Linked DNA regions of Homo sapiens: region 1 is linked to region 2. Evidence: chromatin loops called from intact Hi-C (ENCODE). Cell type or tissue: PC-3. All regions are shown on one strand. Each heading gives the region's core, and the rest is flanking DNA. Links, peaks and the distances in the headings are about the cores only.

Region 1 (2,930 bases), core at 331-2,830, 300 kb before region 2:
TCACAATGCTGATAAAAACATACCCAAGACTGGGCAATTCACAAAAGAAAGAGGTTTATTGGACTTACAGTTCCACATGGTTGGGGAGGCCTCACAGTCATGGCAGAAGGCAAGGAGGAGCAAGTCACATCTTACATGGATGGTAGCAGGCAAAGAGAGAGAGCTTGTGCAGAGAAACTACTGCTTTTAAAACCATCAGCTCTTGTGAGACCCATTCACTATCACGAGAACAGTACAGGAAAGACCCGCCCCCATGATTGAGTCAATCATCTCCCACCAGGTCCCTCCCACAACATGTGGCAATTATGGGAGCTACAAAATGAGATTTGGGTGGGGTCACAGAGCCAAACCATATTAGATGCAAACCCATACGTATAGCTCTAAAAAGTCTTTTAACCATTACACTTACTACTACTTTCTATTTATGTATTACTCAAGAGTTCTATAATTTCCCCTTTGCTGCCTTTTCTTTTTCTGGACTATTAACTTTCTTTCTTTTCTTTTTTTTTTGAGATGGAGTCTCGCTCTGTCGCCCAGGCTGGGGTGCAATGGCGTGATCTCGGCTCACTGCCAGCTCCGCCTCCCAGGTTCACGCCATTCTCCTGCCTCAGCCTCCCGAGTAGCTGGGACCACAGGCACCTGCCACCATGCCCGGCTAATTTTTTGTATTTTTAGTAGAGACGGGGTTTCACCGTGTTAGTCAGGATGGTCTTGATCTCCTGACCTCGTGATCTGTCCGCCTCGGCCTCCCAAAGTGCTGGGATTACAGGCGTGAGCCACCGCACCCAGCCTAACTTTCTATAACTTTTGCCATGAAGGTATTTCTTTCTTAACCTTTTATTAATTCCTCTATTCTCTTCTGAATGATGTAATTGGACTATCTGTTATTACATAATTCTGCCACAATGAACTTCAAATTTCACTTGTCCTAAAGCAAAGTGATGCAAATGAAATTCACTCAATGTATTAAATACTATTTTAAATGAAGAATAAAATATAGCATTTTTGTGTTAGTGACACATTATTGATACTTTCCGTTTTTCTCATACTTTTCAGTGTTTTGTTCTTGTTAGTGTTTTGTAGTACTCACCATTTTCTGTGTAAACCACTTCACATTTTTCCTTTATTGAATGTTGCATTTTATCGTTTTTCACCCATTTCTCAAACTTTTCATGCTTATATTCGACTTTAATCTTAATTTTCTAAAACACTGTAATTCTAACCATTTATAAGTTTGATTAGTATTAACATCTCCACTCAAAGCTGTTAATAAAAATGTTGAATGATACTGGGTTCTAAAGGACCTCTGTGGAACTCTAAGTAGCATTTTCTCCCAGTCAGGATACCTTACATTTATAATTACTTTTGGGGTTTGATTTTTTTCAGGGGGGCCAAATGCCATGTTCTTTTATAGCAATGTCATTCTAACCAATAATTTAATTTTAGTTTCTTCCATCTCTAGGATCTTAGTCATAGACGAAATTGTGTATACTTAGTATTGGCTTTCATAAGAATTTCTATGTAAAGCTATTTTGGCTGCAAGTCCTGTTAGTCATTTTGCCTTCTCAGCTGCCAAAATTCTAATTGTCCCCAAGGGCTGCCCGCAAATACAAACTCACTTAAAAACAAACAAACAGATCGCATGCACCTGCAATACTCATAACCTAGTGACTTTGGGAATGCATTTCCAGCTATGACTCCTGCTGCTGGTCAATACTGGGTAATCCCAGTGAGTCAATAAAGAAATAATGAAGCCATGTATCTTGAACTCATTGCCCAAAATTTACCTTTCTAACATTTATCTCATGGAATCTGAGTCTCAGAATGTTCCTTGGTTTTTCTGTACTGTTTTTGCAAGGCACTCTCTGTTAACTCAATGATTTTCTTAAACTATCAAGATGGATTTCAAGCGGGATGTCAATCAAATCCCATTTTCTGATGTGAAACTTCTAGTATCTGTTTGGGTTTCTGCCAGAATAGATTTACTCTAGGTAAGTCTTCAAGCCAAAACTTTGGTTTCTATTTTCTTAAAAATAACAATAAAATACAGCTCAAAGGGACTTTTTTTGGTTATCCTTCAGAGTACATTTCTAATTGAGAGGGTTTTAAAAACTAATTTGACATTTTAAATTAAATAGGAGAAAAAAATCCTGTTATGTTGTCTCAGTATATCTTCTATTATTGTCCCTTTTTTTCTGGGAATAATAAGTGATTGATAGAACACTTGGAGCTTTCTAATCCTGCACTCTCTCATCTGATTTGACAAGTTTGCTGCTACCATTGTCATACCACAATTTAGAGCTATAAGATTCTATGCTATTTTGAGGTGAATTGTATCATAATTGTTTTAGGGTTTTTAAAAAAGGTTTTGATTATATCATAACCATATGAATTCTTAACTGATGCACAGAAAATTGCTAAGTGTGGTAGTTTTAAAAATATCTACTTTATAGATATTTTATCACATATTATTTTGAAGTCCTAGACATGAACAGAAACTTATTTATTGAGTAAATAAACATTTATATAGGGAAAATAGAGATGCCCTGGTTCATTACTTAAAACACATTTTATTAATAGAACAATTTAAATAATTGTCCTACCATAATACAAAGAAAACAATAAGTGATGTCACCTTGGAAATATATATAACAGATGAAGTATAATATATATGTCACTTTCCTGGTATGCAAATCAGCCTGAGGGAAAAATATTCTTCAGAAAAAAAAATGCTTCCTGAGAAACACTTGATGTTGGAAGAACAATTCACTTTATTTTCTATTTGTGGCACTCAACTCTCCACACTTTGGAGGCATATATTTTTATTAGTTTGCATTATGCAGCATGTTCACAAGAAAGAGACACAAAGATGCATTGGAACAAAGCAAACAAGAAATCAGAGAGGCAGACACACAATGAAAACATAATGC
Region 2 (2,930 bases), core at 130-2,629:
ATAGAAATTCATTCTTTTACTTTGAATGTAAAGCAAAAGGATCGGAGGGGGATGGTTTTCATTTGATGTAGTTAATAATATAAAGTTTGCACATCCAGACAGGAAAAATGTTACCAGGAGTTCTGAAGAAGCTCCTAGAACAACATCAAGTCTTAGTCATCAGTTCTAGCGATTTTTAAGGATTCCAATGCTTTGCATGTAAGTGTGTGGGGTTGGGGTTAAAAGGATTAGGAGAGATGTACACGTGCTGCAATGGGCTTCTCAGCCTGAAACTCTTGGGGAAACCAGGAAGTTTGCCAGCCCTTCACCTTATTTTCAGACAAGTTTTTCATTTGAAACCTGTGGATTCTATGCTTCATTTTTCTTGTGAAAGCATCTCTTACAAATTGTGGTGAAAATTGTTACTTTTTCCCTGTATGGAACTTTCATTCTTTGTGAGAAATTAGTTTACTGCAAATATAGAATGACTTTGCTGAAAGCATTTTGTTCAACTCAAGTACTAGAAGGTGATGCCCTTTACTGTTGTTTCAGTGAAAAGTCAAGGAGGGTTTAAGTAAATGTTTTCCTAATAAGTTGTATGGGGAATATATAACTCTACTCAGTGGAAAAATCTAAAAAGCAATTAGCAAAGGCACTGTTTGTTACTAACGACATTTTCCTGGAAGTCCGTTGTTACTATCAGCATGAAAGTTTTCCTACTACTTGTCCCCCTCTCTTTTGAGCTGGAAATCAGTTAACACCAAGTAGCTTCTGATTTCATTTTGCAAAGCTTTCTTTGTTAACATCTCCAGGTATTATATAAGGCTTTCCGTTGGCATAGAAATTTAATTAACTATCGTGAGTTTGCCTTCACTTTGACTATGATTATTTGATTTCAACTGCCTTTAGGGAGAAAAATACGGAAGTATATTACTCACCACTTCACATCTGTTGCAGTTTAAAAGACTCGGTTGCCAAGAATTGTATGAAGCATCACTTAGTAATGATTCAGGAAATGATTAGTCAATGCATCTTATGCTCAAAGTGAAGGGCACCCTCTGTTGTCCATCTTGCTATGATAGGGCCTTGATGTTTTCCAAGATACAGAATCAAGCTATAAATTTGAAATTTCTTCTTAGCTGAATATTGATAAATACATAGTGATAAATGACACACATAAGACAGTCTTTCAATATTCTAGTTAGAATGTTCAAGAATAGAGACAGGATCCCCCCAAAATAGACCCTGATATTGATAATGAAACAGCAGCAAACTGGCTTCATTTTCTTCTTCCACCAATTAACTAAGATTTCCATAGTCTTTTGATATCTCTGTGTATCAGTCTTCTCCTTTAGAAAATGAAGATGTTAATAACTGCACAATGTACAGTTGCAAAGATTTTATTTTTGCTGTGTGATTTAAATTTGAAGTGCAAATGAAGTTTCCAGCTTTTGTGTGTGTGTTTTGTAATTTTATGATGCAATTATTATTGCAACTACACTATGAAAAGGCCAGGGAACTGATGACTATCTTGTACACTTAAGTCTTTGGCTGAAAACTAATACTTCAAGAAGTTGCTTCTCTAAACTTTCTCCTTATATGACTCCCATTATTTTATTACCTCTTCTAAACATCTCTCACTTCTCTAAATGTTGTGATGGATATTTATTATTTATCCGTGCTTTGATTCTTGATTTCTCATAGTTAGACCTCTGCTATTTTTCTTAACAAATTGAATAACACTTGAATGTTTATTTTCATTTTATTTTCAATTCCTGTGCTGTTCCGTTTGTGTAACACAGCATGTCGAAGTCAAACTCGTCATCTTTATCCAAAACCTACCTTAGGTTTGATAGTTTTAGCAAGAAAGACCACACAATGGTAATCTGTTTTTTCTTTGGTGGGAATATAATATTTGGTTTGCTCATTGCAGTTCTGTTGGTCATCATTTCTAGATCTTTTCGATGGACAGAGTTAAGGTTTTCAGAGCTGATCTTTTTCAGTGGACAGAGCTAATGCAATTTGTATGCATGTGTGTGTGTGCGCATGTGTGTATATATAAAAATACACACACACATATATGCATATTTTATATTTAATAAGTTCATATTAAAGATAAAATACCTCGTAAACTCACACTGGTACTTCCTATACAAATTTTGGAGTACAAAGGTTTTACTTAATTTGTTTTATATTACATCTGTATCTCTTCTCTTTCACATTAAGAAACTCAGTTCCCAAGGACACAGGGGATAATATAATTAGAATTTCTGAAAATTTCTCATTTCCTTTATCCTACATCACCTGCATAATTGTCTCAGGATAGCAATTCTATTACCACCAATATTATTTAGAAAAAACAATTTTTTAATTTGCTCTCCCCACTCTCATCTGTTTTTTAAATAAATTGTCTTACATTGTCCTGTATCTACATATAATATTAAATATTATAATCTCTCATTTTTAGCTCTCTTTTAGTATTAATTTTACAAGTAGTTATGTATTAGTGTTCACCACTAGTTTTATGTCAATGTTTCTCTAGTCATTTTGGTTTTGTGAAGTTTGCTCTCTGGTAGGTTTCTCAAGAAGGCCTCATGGGAACAATATTTCTAGAGTTCTTGAATGTTGATAACTTGCAAATTTGCCTTTTCTTCCTTTTTTTCCTAACCACTAGACCGGCAGGAATGCTCTTTATTCTTGAAAGTCCCTTTGCTAGGTATGAAATCTTTGACCTATGTTTTTACTCTTGATTATCTTAAATGTATTAATCCATTTACTTCTGCCATAAAGTGTTGCTGTAGAAAAATTCAGTGATGACCCAATTTTCTTTCCTTCTAAGTCTGTTGTCCAGAAGAGCTTGCCTTTTTTTAATCTCAAAAAAATTTTAAAATATGTCTTGAAGTTGGTCATTCTGGGTTGTTATAAGTTGGATAAAAGCATATATAATATGC

What was found. Hi-C counts contacts between places; a loop is a spot of excess contacts. Peaks named below come from ENCODE experiments on the same cell type or tissue, not always from the same donor. Only the 100,000 strongest peaks of a DNase experiment are listed, where the experiment ranks them.
Region 1: a loop joins it to region 2, with 7 times the contacts of the local background. A loop is called at or near these places in 10 of 110 quality-filtered maps.

What each region holds. Positions count from the first base shown.
Region 1 is chr5:98,754,259-98,757,188 of GRCh38, reverse strand. No RefSeq gene overlaps it. Among named protein-coding and RNA genes, the nearest start is that of RGMB-AS1, 17 kb to the left of the region's middle. In PC-3, for the core only: no CTCF peak of the experiment used is centred there; a DNase peak (open chromatin) is centred at 1,628; H3K4me3 peaks cover 397 bases; H3K27ac peaks cover 1,920 bases.
Region 2 is chr5:98,453,154-98,456,083 of GRCh38, reverse strand. No RefSeq gene overlaps it. Among named protein-coding and RNA genes, the nearest start is that of LINC01846, 290 kb to the right of the region's middle. In PC-3, for the core only: a CTCF peak has its summit at 1,071 (motif pointing left); a DNase peak (open chromatin) is centred at 973; H3K4me3 peaks cover 516 bases; H3K27ac peaks cover 635 bases.